Linked DNA regions of Homo sapiens: region 2 is linked to region 1. A link is an interaction called in ENCODE POLR2A ChIA-PET data of the cell type or tissue named here. Cell type or tissue: PC-9. All regions are shown on one strand.

Region 1 (8,000 bases):
GTAAACTGCCACATTTAAAGAATATGGTGGCACAATGAAGAGATAAAATGAACAGTTTACAAGAAAGAAAGAATGAGAGCATTGAAGCCAAATTTTCAAAGAAAACAGCAAAAAGAAAGATTTTTTTTAACTAAAAGGGAGCGGAAATAGAAGTAGCGCTCAATATAGCTTCATTAATGCGTACTTTACCAGCTCTTTATCCTGGGATATCTCTTCTTATAAAATCAGACAAAAGTGCTCTCTTTTCACAGGGATTGAAAAGTAAAGGAAACTGAGTCTGCATATCAGGGAGATAGGTTAAAAGTTAATACAATGGTTGATCTATTTTTATTATACAAAGCAACATATGTGACTACTTTGTTTAATATACAATTAATATTTTTTCCACTAAACCAAACTATGCTTTTTAAGTCTTAGATGCAGATTTGGCACTAAGAAAATCCTGGGAGGTGTGGTGTTAGTGCTTATGTTGTGCCAGAAGCCAGTTTATTCAGAAAAATAAACTCTCGTTTTCTATTTCTTTGGCTTCTCTTCCAGGTTTTGGCAGAAATGTGAATATAAGCAAGCATACTATGAGATACATGATCCAGTCACTGTAACCTTCTTTGGAACTAGTATTGATCCAGCAGCAGCTTTCAGTACTGATCCTAAAAACAAATAATATGATCGGATCAGATCATCACAAAGGGAGCAGGAATTTGAAGGATGTATCTGGGTTATTCAAACCGAAAACACCTAACTCCAGTTCATTAAAAATCATTTCATATTTGTATAAAAATAATTTTTAAAAGAGTCTAGATGTAGTTATAATTTTAAAAGTAGTCATATTTCTAGAACCTTCTTTAAATTCTTGTTATTTGAATATGAAATTATTGTAAATCCATTGAATAAATAACTATATTCATATAAAATTTCAAACTAATACATACATTAGAAGTAAGTATATTTATTTCTCATTGAGATGAAATATTTTTGTCCCACAATATTAGATTTGTATATGTGTTTGTGTGTTTGTGTATTTTAAGTAATTAAACTTTGAGTTTCATTTTAAAACTGTGAGAGTATTTTATTACATAAAAAATTTTCAGACCGAATGGAATCTAGATATGGAAAGCCTATCTCTCTCATATCTAAAAATTCTGATCTATTTTAGCAGTTTTATGTGGTTACATATAGAATGAACCCACAGCATCTAGATATTTTTCCAAATCTGACAAAAATTTTAGTTACATCTAGACAAATATTTAGACCTCTCGAGTCTATAATATTGCGTGAAAGAAACCCAGTATAGAATTTTATTTTCTTTATTTTGGGTAATATTGTATTTAAGATGACACACATGACTAGATGAAAATGTTCATCTCTATAAAAAAGAGAAATTATGCATTTTGTTCATCAATTTGTGCTCTCTGCAGTCCAATTAAAAGTGTCATTTTGACTCTATAGCTTGAATAGATCAATCCCCAGTTTCTTCCCAAGTTCAGGCCTTTCCTGCAGCCACTCATCTTTTGCACTGCATTCATATTTTTTCTTCCTAAAACAACAAAATAATTTCAAAAGGTAAACAAAGACTTCCTTGTCAATAAACACGAGACATATTTACCTGCCTTTCCTTTCTTGACATCACAGAAGATTTAAAATACCTCTTTCCTTCCTGAACCGCAGGTTTCTTCTGCCTCTCCAAGCCTGATGCTCTCCTGTCTTTCTCCTGAGATTCTGGCTTCATTTTCTTTGCTCCTCTTGCAGAGTTCTTTCTTTACAGAGAAGCCATTGCTTGAAATTCCTCAAGGCAATCTACTCAGCCTAGACTCTCTTCTTAGGAGTTCTCACTTATACTTTAATTACCACACTGATACAGACAATTTATAAATGTATGTCTCCATCCTAACTTCATCTCTGATCTTCAGACCAGAGTATCCAACTACCCCTCTTAGATGACTCAGAGGTACCTTCAAGTGAGAATGTCCCAGATTATACTGAGATGGCTTTACAACATAGTTGTAAATTCTTTGAAATTCTTTCCATTGAGAGGTGGGGTTTCTGTACCCTCTCTTCGAATCTGTGTGAGCTTGTGATTGTTTCAACCAATAGTACAGTGGAAGTGAAGGTTTGTGATTTCTGAGACTAGATATAGAATAATGTCAACCTTATTTGTTGGAATGCTTACGGAAAGCTGCCATGAGAGAACTTCAACAATGCTAAGGCTGCCATGAGGAAGCCCAACCTACATGTAGAGGCTGTGTATAGTCATCCCAGTAGACAACCCCAGCTAGGCCTAAGCTTTTTAGTCATTCCATGCCAGCCTTTAAACATGAGAATGAAGAAGCCTTCAGATACTCACATCTGAAGCCATCCAAGCCATTTCCAGCCATTTGATTTTCTTCAGGTGATATTCCAGATACCATGAAACAGTGACAAGCCATCCCCATGAAGTCCTGTCTAAATTCTTGACCCATTGATAAATTGATAATGCAACAACCAATTGCAATCTGGTCTTCTTTCAATATCTCCCTCTATTTCAACTCCATCATCAACTCCTCCTGCAGATTTCATTCCTTAAGTATTTATTGAATCCGTGAACTTCTATCTCCATCAACACTTTTATCCAAATTATCATGATCTGTGGCCTAAATTGTAGCATTGGCATTCCTATTTATCAACATTCTCCACACTGCTGGTGAGTAATCTTTTCACATTTTAAATCTCTTCATGTTACCCCATGCTTAATACTCTTCTGTGGTGCCCACTGATCTTGGAATAAAGACAAAATCCTTTATGAGGTTTATATGACCTGAATGATCTGGCAGTAGTCTCATTCCCCCACTCTGCACTGCTCAGTGGGGTAACTGCCAGTCTTACCTGTGACTGTTGATCAACTGAAATGTGATTGGTGTGACTGAGGAACTGAATTTTTTATTTTATTCAATTTTAATTAATTATAACTTAAATTTTAAAAATGAATACTCAATTCAGTTTATTGAAAAACTTTTAAGTGTGTTTGGAACAACTTGGCTGTATGAATTTACTTTTTTAATCATGAATGTTATGAAATTTAAATACAGATCAAGTATTCCCAATGAAAATGTAATATCTGAATGGACATGTGTTGAAAGCTTAACATGCACACTGGATTTCAAACAGTATAAGAAAAAGAAGGTAAAGTATGAAATTAATAATATTTATATTGAGTATATGTTGCAATGACAATATTTTGGATATATGGGGTTAAATAAAATACTTAATAAAAATTAATTCACCTGTTTCTGTTTACTTTTTAAAATGTGGCTACTAGAAAAAAAAATTGATGTGTGGTTCTCATAGTATTTTTATTGAGCAGCATTGCTTTAGATCTGCTTTCTCCAGATACTCTAGTTCCCTTTGCCCCTTGGACTCACCATGCTTTCTCTCCTCACAGGGTTTTTGCCTGTGCCATTCCTCTCCCTTTCTATTCTTTGATCAGTTAGGCCATACTTATCTTTCAGTTCTCTGTTCAAGCCTCATTTGCTCAAGGAAAACATTTTTGACCTATTTGTCTTGGTTGAATTTCCCTCTAATCTGAGCTCACACCATGTTGGATCTCACTTTTGTAGCATTTGTCACAGTGGCGATTTTACCATTGTGTACTTATTAGATACATTATCCTCCACTCTCCCTACATACACATTAAACCGTCCATTTTCTGAGGACAGGAACCACGCCTGCTTTTGCTCACAATTTTACTCCAGTGGTTAGCTCAATGTGTGGCATATAGTAGCTTGGACTTCATAGATTAAGAAAATACAAGTCAGGCCCAAGAATGTCAGACAATAGTAGGAAGCAGAGCTTTACATTCGAAGATAAAATAAAATAATCACAAGCATGTTTTACTGAGTACAATATCTAACTGCTAAATTAATGAAGTAATGAATGAATGGTAGTATAATTTCCCTAAGAAAAATATTTTATGCTTTTCTACTGTTGAGGAGAAAAAAAAATCCAGATTCTTTGCCTTAGTATTCCAGAGCTTCACCATTTGAACACCAATTTCCATTCTAGGCTTATTTCCTACCAATGATCTCCCCGAGAGGAGACATAATGGCCAGCCTCCAGAGTCAGGCAAAACCAGGTGTGGCCCTACTCTTCTCTGTGACCTCCCTAAGATGTTCTCATCTCTAAGTGGGGATAATAATAGTAATCATGTCAAATAGCTATTGTAAAAATTAAATGGCATGATGTATATATCTGTGATGTAGGAAGCTTAATAACTTCTAGCTATCAATATTATCTCCAGGACAAGCACAAGATAGTAGTTAAATACTCCTTATTAAATGCTTACTATATACCAGTCATTGTATCAAGTTTATCATTTCAATGAATCCTCACTGTAGTTACTATCACAAAAAGAAACCAAGGCTCAGAGAGGTTATTTGCACAAAATCACACAGCTAGTAAATGGAAGAGATGAGAGTCACGTGTGGACAATTCAGTGACAAAGCCCACCTTTCCACCACCATGTTTCCCTATATTGCAGTAGGCACTCAGGCAATCTTAATTTCCTTTCTCTTTTCATGTTCCCTATGCTCCTAACATTTAAATAACCATTGCTCCAACACAGCATGCGCTGTCACAACTCCATTTGTCTGTTCACTCTGCTCTCTTTGTTCTAATTTACCTTCTCCTGGTTTCTCTAAAGGGCAAAATACTATTTAAGCTTCAATACTCTCTCAAATATCATCATGATCTTCCTCTATTGATTGTCTATCCTTTCTCTGAATGTGTAAGCCCATCCTATCTGCTAAGTTCTTCATACAATAAATTAGTAAAACAGGCATTTTATTACTTTGCTGCATTGCTCTTTGTATCCAAAGTTATCGCTCCTGTTCTGCTCTGATATTTTTAAGGTCTAAAACAGGATCATACTCATTTTTGGATCATGTGTGTCTCACTAAATGCTAGGGACATACATACATGCTCAGTGAATTTATGCTGAGTTGAAAATTAACCTAATATGAGGTCTGCACAAACTGCCCCTGTTTATATACATATACATAGTCACAAACATGCACACACACAAAGGCCCACATGAATGCCTACGCACACAAACATACACAAGTATGCATGTAAAAATATGCAGGGACACACAGATACATAAAATTCATGCTCATACACATGCGTGTGTGCACATATGCAAATGTATACACTCAGAGCTTCAGTTTTTGTTTGCTTATGTCAAGACAAATGAAATATTAAGGAAAGAATTAGCTAAATTACTGTGGAAATAAATTTAGCATCTCTTCTCTTAAAACAATGAAAGTAATTTATATATTTAATTTTAATAAGAAACAATAGCTGAAGGGGTATTTTGTTACTTAATTTTTCCACTTTATATTACAAAAATGTATTTTGAAATAAAGAAGATCTCAGTACCTGGTACTGGGAAATCTCTCTCTCTTTGATACACACACATGTACACACACACACACCCTTAATTAATGTTCACTCATACATTTTTGGTAAAATAACAGAAATATTGAGAAAATTCAGGCCAAATGTAGTGGCTCATACCTGTAATCTCAGCACTTTGGTAGGCCGAAGCAGGCAGCTCGCATGAGCCCAGGAGTTCAAGATCAGCTTGGACAACATGGTGAAACCCTATCTATACAAAAATTACAAAAATACAAAAATATAGCCAGGGCAGTGGTGCCTCAGCTATTCAAGAAGCTGAGGTGGGAGGATCACTTGAGCCTGGGGGGTGGTGGAGGCTGCTGCAGTGAGCTGTTATCACATCACTATACTCCAGCCTGGGCAACTGAGTGAGACCCAGTTTCTGGGAAAAAAAAAAAAAAGAGAAAGAAAATTCAGACCAAGATCATCTCAAATAGATTACACCAGAGGCTATATACCTCAATATTTTTATACAAGTTATTTGGCTTTCAGATTTTGTGTTCTATTAAGAAACCATAAACTTCCAGAATAGTTTATTTTACAATCTGAACTTTTAAGGCAGTAAAGCTACCAGTAAAAGTTGTCTTAAAGAATTAAACAGACACTTTCACCTTTTAAAAACAAATGAAAAGTACCATCAAAGCAGGAGAATGATCTTCCATTATCATTAAAATTTTAACAAAGTAGATTATAAACAACCAAATGTACAACTGCCCATGTAAAGATAATTCAGCCCCAGATCACTGATGGTGTTACTAAATCACCATGGCATCACTTGCAGGTTAGGATGCGCTGGGAGCTCATGGGAGAATTATAGCCCTATTACACATAGCCAAGCCCACATTAGTGTTGAGAGGAGGTGTGGAGGTTATAAACATCTCATACGGTCTGCACTCCATTAGATAAGGATATTAATCACTCAGATCAATGGGACACCAAGAAGCTATTATGATCACTGGCAGTTAAAATAGCCCAAGACACTTGCTTGTGTCCACCAAGAGAGGAAGAGTATTTTATATCTTTGGGTATCAAATGTAGCTCATTCTAAATCTTTCTGTTTGAGGCTTCACCCTCTCTGTCACTAAAAAGCACCATTTACATTTGCATACTCTGCCTGGTGCCTGCAACATGAGTGCTTGAAATGGTGATGTCAAACGGGCTTGATTTATGTCACTTTAAGAGAATCTAGGAATTTTAGATCTTGTAATGGGGTTTTCATTATTCTAGCTACATAATGCATGCAAACATTATCCTGATGTCTTTTAAAAAGTTGTCAAAATGCATGGGGAGAACCAAATGTATTATATGTTTGCTTCCTATAGGCTGCAGCAGGGAGAGAGTGGCTCAGAGAGATTTCAACTGTGTATAATTATAAGTAGCTGTACAGCTGAATAGCTATTGTAATGCCTGCAGTGTGTGGTATCTGGAAAAGAATACAAATAAATGTGCACCACAGTATTGTTGCCTAATACATTAAACATATATTCACACATACTACAAGATATGATCACTACGCCCCCATCTTCCCACATGTGGCAATAGCAGTGTACCCAAGTTCCCACCTACCTGTTGACTCCCTCCATGGCTACTTGTCCTCTAAAATAAGGGAAAAGGAAAGGTGGAAGCCCATATTTCTTTTTGCCAGTCTGGTCCACAGCTTTCCATCTGGTCTAAATGGTGGCATTGATTTAGTGGAATTATAAATCTGTCAGAAAACAATTAGCCCTCACTGTGTTTTCACAGTGGACCGTACTGAGAGGGGCAGCTCTGGGGAAATCAGCTCCACTCCTATAAGAGACCACTTAGCAATTATTTTAGCAACATTCGGGTCAGGACACTGCCATAGAAACTTGCACACATGGGCATTTCCCCATGTCCCGGAAGCCTGTTGAAGATGTGAGGGAGAAAGTCCAGCCTCGCAGTGCCTATACTCCCTTCGCCTCATTCCCAGAGTACTGAGTATTTTGTAAAATCCCAGCCTCCAAGAAATACACATCCATTTGGGGGATACAGAATTCTCACACCTCAAATAATTAGACATAAAACAAGTTAAACAAACTGCTAAATTAAACACCATCAGGGACTAAGGATACAGATTAAACAGTGTGAGATAGGATGGGAAGTTATCAAATTGCCAGTTTTACCAGAAAATTTTATAGAGAAAATGGATTTTGAGATAAGCTACTAAGAATAGGGAAAAATGGGATAAGTCAGCTGAGCACGGTGGCTCACACCTGTAATCCCAGCACTTTGGGAGTCCCAGGGGGGAGGATCACCTGAGGTCAGGAGTTCAAGACCAGCCTGGTCTACATGGTGAGACCCTGTCTCTACTAATAATACAAAAAATTAGCTGGGTGTGGTGGTGGGCGCCTGTAATCCCAGCTACTCGGGAGGCTGAGGCAGGAGAATTGCTTGAACCGAGGAGGCAGAGATTGCAGTGAGCTGAGATTGCATCACTGCACTCCAGCCTGGGCAATAAGACCAAAACTCCATCTCAGAAAGAAAGAAAGGAAATAAAGAAGGAAGAAAAAAAGGAAGGAAGGAAGAAAGGAGAGAGAAGAAGAAGAAGAGAAAGA
Region 2 (8,000 bases), 690 kb after region 1:
TTTTTCTTTTCTGTCCTGGTGAATTATTTGTACCATGGTCATTGTGATACAATTTCTGACATTTATCCACCATGAAGGGCAAGAAATATCATATACTTCTTTGGCATTCCTTACATGTACAGCATTATGATGGGGGTAGGACAGAGTTTTATTACATTTGTCTCATATTATTAAGGTAAAGGAAAGGGAGAGATGAATCCCTAGTTTTCTAGGTTCCTGTTTATTGTCCCAAATATACCATGTATGTGTTTTTTCATTTGTCAAAGCTTATCAATTGAGTGTGAAACTCTATTTTCATTCATAGTCCACAAAGACTTACTCTAAATTGCAACCTATTGCAGTGGAAAACAAACAAAGAAAAACAAAAACAGGCTGGCTGGCACTGAAAGTGCTGGCAGGCTGAAGCAGTAATCTGTTGGTAATTTTATAAGATTTCTTTGCTGATTACTATTTGGGCAGTGTCCACATCACTGATGAGTTCACACACTCACAGCTGTTCTAGGAGCAAGACAACATCTCCAAAAACAGACAAGGATTATTCTGACCATTTAAAAAGCTGGTTCCTGCTAATAGTATTGTTGATGATCTTCTACGAGAATTTCAATTAAATGAAAATCAAATGCCAGCTCTCAGAGGCCATATGGTGTCATGAAGGAAAAGCCGCACACCCATAGTCAAGGAGCCCTGGTTCCTGCCCTGGCATTGCCAACAACTAACTGAGAAAGACAGTGATCAGCTCATGCATGCACAGACCTAGGCAAAGATCTTTAGAATCAGAGAGAAAGGACCTGCTGCTGTGGTAACCCAAAGAAACTGAGGAAAAGCTTATATTAGACTGAGAAGAAGAACAGACACATCTGAGAGGACAGAAAGGAAGGATTGGGCTCGAAGAGAAAACTGCAGAGAACACCTCCAAGTGCGGAAACAATAACTCATTAGTGCCTATAGAATGCCAAGCACTTTTTAAAAATAACTCATTAATATTTTTATTGGAACATGTAATGAATCGATCACCATCCTTTCAAATTTCATGCATTGACATCACTCAGCAGTTGCCGCATTGCAATGCCAAAGGGCCAAGCACTTTCATCTAGTATTTCTAATAGATAAAACAAACTTCCACCAGAATGTGTAATTGCGGTTGTTGAGGAAACTGAGATTCAGAGAGGTTGAATTCTTGGAGACACACAGCTGCTGCATGGCACCCCTCCTCTTACTGGAGATTTGGGCAAAGCTTTCAGATGATTCAAGCTCTCCTGAGTGAAGGGAGCCTATCGACTATGAAGATTCTCATTCTGTGTAGTCTGAAATGTTCTCACTTGACGGTAAAATGCTTCCTATTCTTTACATAGCTTGCACTGAGAAGAGAGCTACCAAAAAGAAGGAAGGAAGAGAGGAAGAAGAGGAGGAATCTGAGAGAAGAAAGTAAAGAAGAAAGGAAAAGGTAGAAAGAAAATAAACTAAAAGGTAAGAAATAAAGGGAAGAACTAGTGGGGCCAAGAGAATAAAAGGAATCTGAATAAAGATTCTATTTTCTGAAGAGTAATAAAATACCTTTCACTATGTCCTGACCCCAGGTACAGGGGCCTGTTTTCTCCAGATGTAATAACTGCTTCAAAGGAAGCTTCAGACCAGGAGCAAGTAACTTTGCCAAGTCAAGGAACTGCAAAATGGACACTCCACACTACAGAAAGCATTTATTTTGAAGAATTAGATCTATTTTCTTCATTTGCCTGGTAAATTCAGGCTAGTTTTCACCATAATATTATTATAACTTTTATACAAGATCTGCTATAAAATTTTATGTAAACTAAGTGTTTAATAATAGGGACCCACAGAACAATTCTAGGATGTTAAATTCTTTTCAGAGAGGAAAGCTAAGCGTGGCCATTGTACATGTGTGTTTAATGATCTTCTGTGCTTGCTATTATAATTATATCACAGTCATTAGTTTACTCACAAAGACTTGCAAATACGATATATGAATATAGAATATATTACTATTATAATAATTTTTTCTTGAGACAAAGTACTGCTTTGTCACCCAGGCTGGAGTGCAGTTGCACGATCTCAGCTCACAGCATTCTCTGCCTCCCAGGTTCAACGGATTCTCCTGCCTCAGCTTCCCAAGTAGCTGGGATTATAGGCATGCACCACCACACCTGGCTAATTTTTTTGCATTTTTCATAGAGACAAGGTTTCACCATGTTGTCCAGGCTGGTCTCGAACTCCTGGCTTCAAGTGATCTGCCCGCCTCAGCCTCCCAGAATGCTGGGATTACAGGTGGAAGCCACTGTGCCCAGCAACAATTATAATAATTTTAACAACTAACTTGAATTAAACCCATTATTTCTTAGCATAGCCTTCTCCAATCAAATTAAAACTGCACCCCTAACACTGTCCCCTATACCTATTACTTTTTTAATAGACTAATTGCCACTCTAAAATTTTACCTTACATATTGTTGTTGGTCTCCTTTCAGAAAATATAAACTGTCTGGGGCCAGAGTTGCTCTGTTTTGTTCCCTGCTGTATCTCCAGGACCTGGCTCAGGGCCTGCATGAAATAGGTGCTAGTAACTAGTCATCGAATGAATTCATGAACAAATGATGAGTGAATACGTGAGCAAATGAATGTCATGTTCCAAGAACTACAGTTTTACTTACCTATGTTTTTTAGCGGATTGTCACATCATTCTAAGGTAGGAAGTCATCTTTAGAATGACTGAGTTACTTGCCCAAAGTCTCACAGGTATTAAATATCAGGGCATGATCCAGGCCTTCTGATTCCAAAGCCCTTCAACAACTATGCTATGAAATAATAGTTCTTGTGTGTGTGTGTGTGTGTGTGTGTGTGTCTGTGTGTGTGTGTGCACATGCATGCATTTAGATTGCCTGCAGTTAGATCGCCCTAAACTTACTGATTAAATAAAAAAAAACACTCAGTTATATGCAATCAAAAGATGATGACAAGACAAAATGGAACAGTTAAAAGATAAAAATAAATGTTTAGCTTTCTTTAGTTACTGCTAAAAAGAGAATTGCTTGTGGGAGTGGGAGAAAAAAACAAAACAGTGAAATTCTCCTTTTTCACATTTTTTCATACCATGGTGCACACATAATTCAATTTACCATTTTCCCTTAAATAAACTAAATATGTAAAAATACTCTTTTTCCAATGTGCAACATAGCATATCTTGTCATCGTATAGTATCAGTATTAGTTCATCATGCTCTTCAGGGTAAGAAAAGTCTTGATTTTTTTTTTTTTTTTTTTTTTTTTTGAGACCGTGTCTCGCTCTGTCACCCAGGCTGGAGTGCAGTGGTGCAATCTCGGCTCACTGCAACATCCACCTCCTGGGTTCAAGTGATTCTCCTGCCTCAGCATCCCAAGTAGCTGGGACTACAGGCATGTGCCACCACGCCCAGCTAATTTTTTGTATTTTTAGTAGAGACAGGGTTTCACCATGTTAGCCAGGATGGTCTCGATCTCATGACCTCATGATCGATCCACCCACTTCATCCTCCCGAAGAGCTAGGATTATAGGCGTGAGCCACTGCTCCTGGCCTTGATTTTCATTTCTTACCTAGACCATCTGTTTTCAACTCTCTACTCTTGACTCCATTCAAAGTAGGGATGCACCATAAATATGTCCACTTTGCGGTCTGAGAAGGTGTCAGGTGTTCCTGAGCAATACACTGGTGGTCTCAGAATAGAAAAGTTGAACTAGTGAGGTGTAAAACATAGTATGTTTGAGTATGGTGGTGATGTCAATAGGATAGTTATTTAAATTTTACTTTTCTTTTTCCAGTCTCTTAAGTTAAATTTAAACAGTTAATGTATGAATTCTGCCTGAAATTAGGGGAAACATTATGGCCTCATTCAGAGCCAGGAGAACTGGATTCACATTCCAATTCTGCCACTTGTTTGCTCTGTGACTTTGGACAAATGGGAATTTATTTCCTCAGCTGGGAAGTGAAATAATCATGCCTGCCCTGGCTGCTTCTGTGAGTGGAAGATCATAATTGGAGTGCATGAAAGACTTTGTAAACTGTTAAGTGCTCTATAAACGTTAGCATTTTACTCAATAAATTTTTATCACACATTCGATGGAATAAGGAAAGAGAATTGAAATAATACAGTTTTTCTTCATTGCCTTAGATTATAATTCAGATATAATACAGTTCATTACATTTCATAGTTGTGGCTATTTCAGTAAATTTATTTGTCAAACTCTATATTAAATAAAATAAATTTATTATATTTTATCTATGGGAAAGTCATTTGATTTGCATAAAAATTTTCTAAGATGTATTTTTATTCATTTCTCTTCTTATACTTTTGTTGCGTGGATAATATATTCAAATGATTCAAATACTTAAAATTTAAAAAATATGCAACAGAAAGTATACTTCCCGTCTTTGCCCCACAATAGCCTAGGTCCTATGCCCTCTCCAGTAGATAATCTGTATTTGAGTGTCTTAAATATAATTTTGGACTGGTTTTATGTGCACATGTAAGATTAAGATCTGTTTTGCAGTAACATGGGTTCCTTTAGGCTTAGGGTATTGGGAGGGGAGGCGGGAGCTAACTCTTCTAGGCAACAACGAGTCCACACACTGGTTCAGTGGTAGAGCCAGATTTGAACTAAATCTGTTTGTTTCCAAAGCTGGTATCTGGTCCATTGTGTCAGACTGAAGAGGTATGGAGTTAGAGGTCAAAGAAAAATTAAGTGAGGGGAGGAGGTGAGTGATAAGGGGAGCAGGAAGAAGGCAGGCATTGCATATTTGGCTCTACCCAGAGAAAGGGTCCCAGTCCAGGAACATCAGGAGGTGAGCCACAAATGATGTGTGCTCAACTGCAGACAGGTGCCCAGCCTCACCTCAAACTGGGGAACTATATGCCTTGCAATCTAGGAGCTCAGAGGCTTTTCCTAGTAAGTCACTATGAGTCATGATTAAGATCAAAGGTAGCAGGGTAGACTGAGCCCATAGGGCCACATTCATTCATCTGAGAGGCAGGAGAGCAGGTAGAGCTTCAGTTTTTCTTCCAAGTGAAACCCAGAAGTGCATCTGACTTTTTTCTCCTGCATGGACCAAGCCTGGAGAAAGATCAGTAAGTAACCTTCAAAGGTGAATCTTCCTCTTCTAAGATTGCATTTTTAAAGAGGCTACCAAGGGATGAATACCCTGACAAGTGCAGAAATGGCCTTCAGACATGCACTGCCATCACTTTGCAATGGGCATTTGAAACACTTGGCCTAGAGAGTAACCTCTTAGGTCAGCCTTCAACTAATTAGCTTATTTTCAGGGACTTTGAAATTCTGAGATGATGTAAGATATTCCATCAGGAAATTTTTGGAACTTGGAGAGATTTGTTTACACATGGTTGGCCTGACATTTTTTCTTGAACACTATATTCTTAAACGCAACACACACACACACACACACACACACACACACACCTATCCGTTACCACACAGTGACAGAATTATGGGATTTGTAGGTGTCTTACGTTTGTTTCTTCTCAACTGCCTTCAGCTACTCAAAAATAACCTAAGAATTCTAGTTTGAATTTCAAAGATGTTTCTAAACTTGTGTTTTTGCTGCATTATGTTATCCTAAAAATACTTCCAACTTTTCTTGATTTTTTTCCCTGTGTAATTGTTTTCATGTGTTTCTATTTTCTTACATCTGAAAAGTAACACTTTGAAAACCACATGTGGTTGCTGTGTTCCAGAAGGGCCACTCAGTAGGAAGCACCCTGGAGTCATGGAGTCATGGGACTTTGTGATTTCTCCTCTCCTTTATTTCACTGATTTTAAGCTGAACTTTGTAGTGTGTCCTCATCAAAAAAACTGGATAAGGAGAAAGATGCTGGGGATGTTCAACATGTTTGTATCTGTCAAAGCTATATTAGGATCTAAACAATTAGTTGTATGAGTCAGGCATATGCAAAAGATGAAAAAAGTAGCGTTATACAGTGAGAATTTCATAGCTTTCGATATCTCAGCAAAACATAAAGCTTGAACAGCATCTTAAATGCAATTCTTCCATGTCACTAAATTGTTGATCAAATATTCAATTCAGCCTGGTGCGGTGGCTCATGCCTGTAATCCCAGGACTTTGGGAGGCAGAGGCAGGTGGATTGCTTGAGCCCAGGAGTTTGAGACCAGCCTGGACAACATGGCAAAACCCCATCTCTACTAAAAACACAAAAATTAGCCGTAGCATGAGAATTGCTTGAAACCAAGAAGCAGAGGTTGCAGTGAGCCGAGATCGTACCACTGCACTCCCACTCCAGCTGGGCAGCAAAGTAAAACTCGGTCAAAAAAAAAAAAATTAATTCATGAGCAAAGTGATGTAGATTCAATAATAGTCATTGCAGTACCATTTTTGTAGCACGAGATCAGAAAAACTTAACCATCTTGAGGTAATTGTTTACGAACTATGGCATATCAATAAAATTAAGCTGTTTAGATAGCTTAAAAGAAAAAACAGGCTGGGTACCATGGCTCATGCCTATAATCCCAGCACTTTGGGAGGCTGAGGTGGGAGGATCCCTTGAGGCCAGGAGTTTTGAGACTAGCCTGAGCAACGTAGCAGGACCCTGTCTCCACAAAAAAAATTGTTTTAGTTAGTGGGTATGGTGACACATGCCTGTAGTCCTGGCTACTCGGGAGGCTGAGTCAAGAGGATCGCTTGAACCTAGGAGATGAGCTTGATCACACCATTGCACTCCAGCCTGGGTGACAGAGTGAGACCCTGTCGCTAAAAGTAAATAAATAAAAATAAAATAGAATAAACACAACAATGTCCAAGGTACACTGTTAGAGAAAATCCAAGCTGCAGAAAAGTGGGGTGTGTGTGTCTTTGTGTACACACATATATATACAGGCATATCTTGTTTCACTGCACTTTTCAGATACTGCGTTTTTTACTAATTCAAGGTTTGTGGTAACCCTGCATTGAGTAAGTCTATCACAGCCATTTTTCCAACAGCATGTTCTCATTTTATTTCTCTGTGTCACATTTTGATTATTCTCTCAATCTTTTAAACATTTTTCATTATTATTATATATGTTACTGCGATCTGTGATCAGTGATCTTTGCTGTTATAGTGTAACTGTTTTGGGGTGCCAAAAACCACACCCATAGAAGACAGCTAACTTAATCGATATATGTTTTGTGTTCTGACTGCTCCACTGATCATTTGTTCCCCATTTTTCTCCCTCTCCTCAAGACTTCCCATTCCCTGAGATGCAACACTGTTGAAAGTAGGCTAGTTAATAACCCTATAGTGGCCCCTAAGTATTCAAGTGAAAGGAAGAGTTCTATGTGTCTCATTTTAAATCAAAAGCTAGAAATGATTAAGCTTATTGAGGAAGACATGTCCAAAGCTAAGATAGGCCAAAGCTAGGCCTCTTCCGCCAAATAGCAAAGCCGTGAATTCAAAGGGCAAGTTCTTGAAGGAAATTACAAGTGTTACTCAAATGAACACAAGAATGAAAAGAAAGGCTGGGCACAGTGGCTCACACCAGTAATCCCAGCATTTTGGGAGGCCGAGGCGGGAGAACACTTGAGGTCGGGAGTTCGAGACCAGCCTAGACAACATGGTGAAACTCCATATTTTTAGTAGAGACAGTGAAACCCTGTCTCTACTGAAAATATAAAAATTAGCCAGGCATGGTGATGCACACCTGTAGTCCAAGCTACTCGGGAGGCTGTGGCAGGAGAATCACTTGAACCTGGGAGGCAGAGGTTGCAGTGAGCCAACATTGTGCCACTGCACTCCGGCCTGAGTCACAGAGCAAGACTCTGTCAAAAAAAGAAAAAAAAGAAAGAAAGAAAGCCAAACAGCCTTATTGCTGATATAGAGAAAGGTTTAGTGGTCTGGATGGAAGTTCAAACTAGACACAACACTCCCATAAGCCAAAGCCTAATCCAGAGGAAGAATCCAACTCTCTTTAATGCTATAAAGGTTAAAAAAGGTGAGGAAGCTG

The links. Peaks named below come from ENCODE experiments on the same cell type or tissue, not always from the same donor. Only the 100,000 strongest peaks of a DNase experiment are listed, where the experiment ranks them.
Region 2: POLR2A ChIA-PET joins it to region 1 with 16 read pairs; 2 of 35 experiments call an interaction of 5 or more read pairs at or near these places.

The regions. Positions count from the first base shown.
Region 1 is chr6:113,196,764-113,204,763 of GRCh38, forward strand. LOC105377953 (a long non-coding RNA gene) reads left to right here. Exons shown (of 6, transcript XR_942891.2): 6 at 538-777. Among named protein-coding and RNA genes, the nearest start is that of LINC02518, 230 kb to the right of the region's middle. In PC-9, no CTCF peak of the experiment used is centred here; no DNase peak of the experiment used is centred here.
Region 2 is chr6:113,883,746-113,891,745 of GRCh38, forward strand. LOC124901382 (a long non-coding RNA gene) reads left to right here. Exons shown (of 3, transcript XR_007059716.1): 2 at 1-1,467; 3 at 1,578-2,041. Among named protein-coding and RNA genes, the nearest start is that of MROCKI, 14 kb to the left of the region's middle. In PC-9, no CTCF peak of the experiment used is centred here; a DNase peak (open chromatin) is centred at 4,935.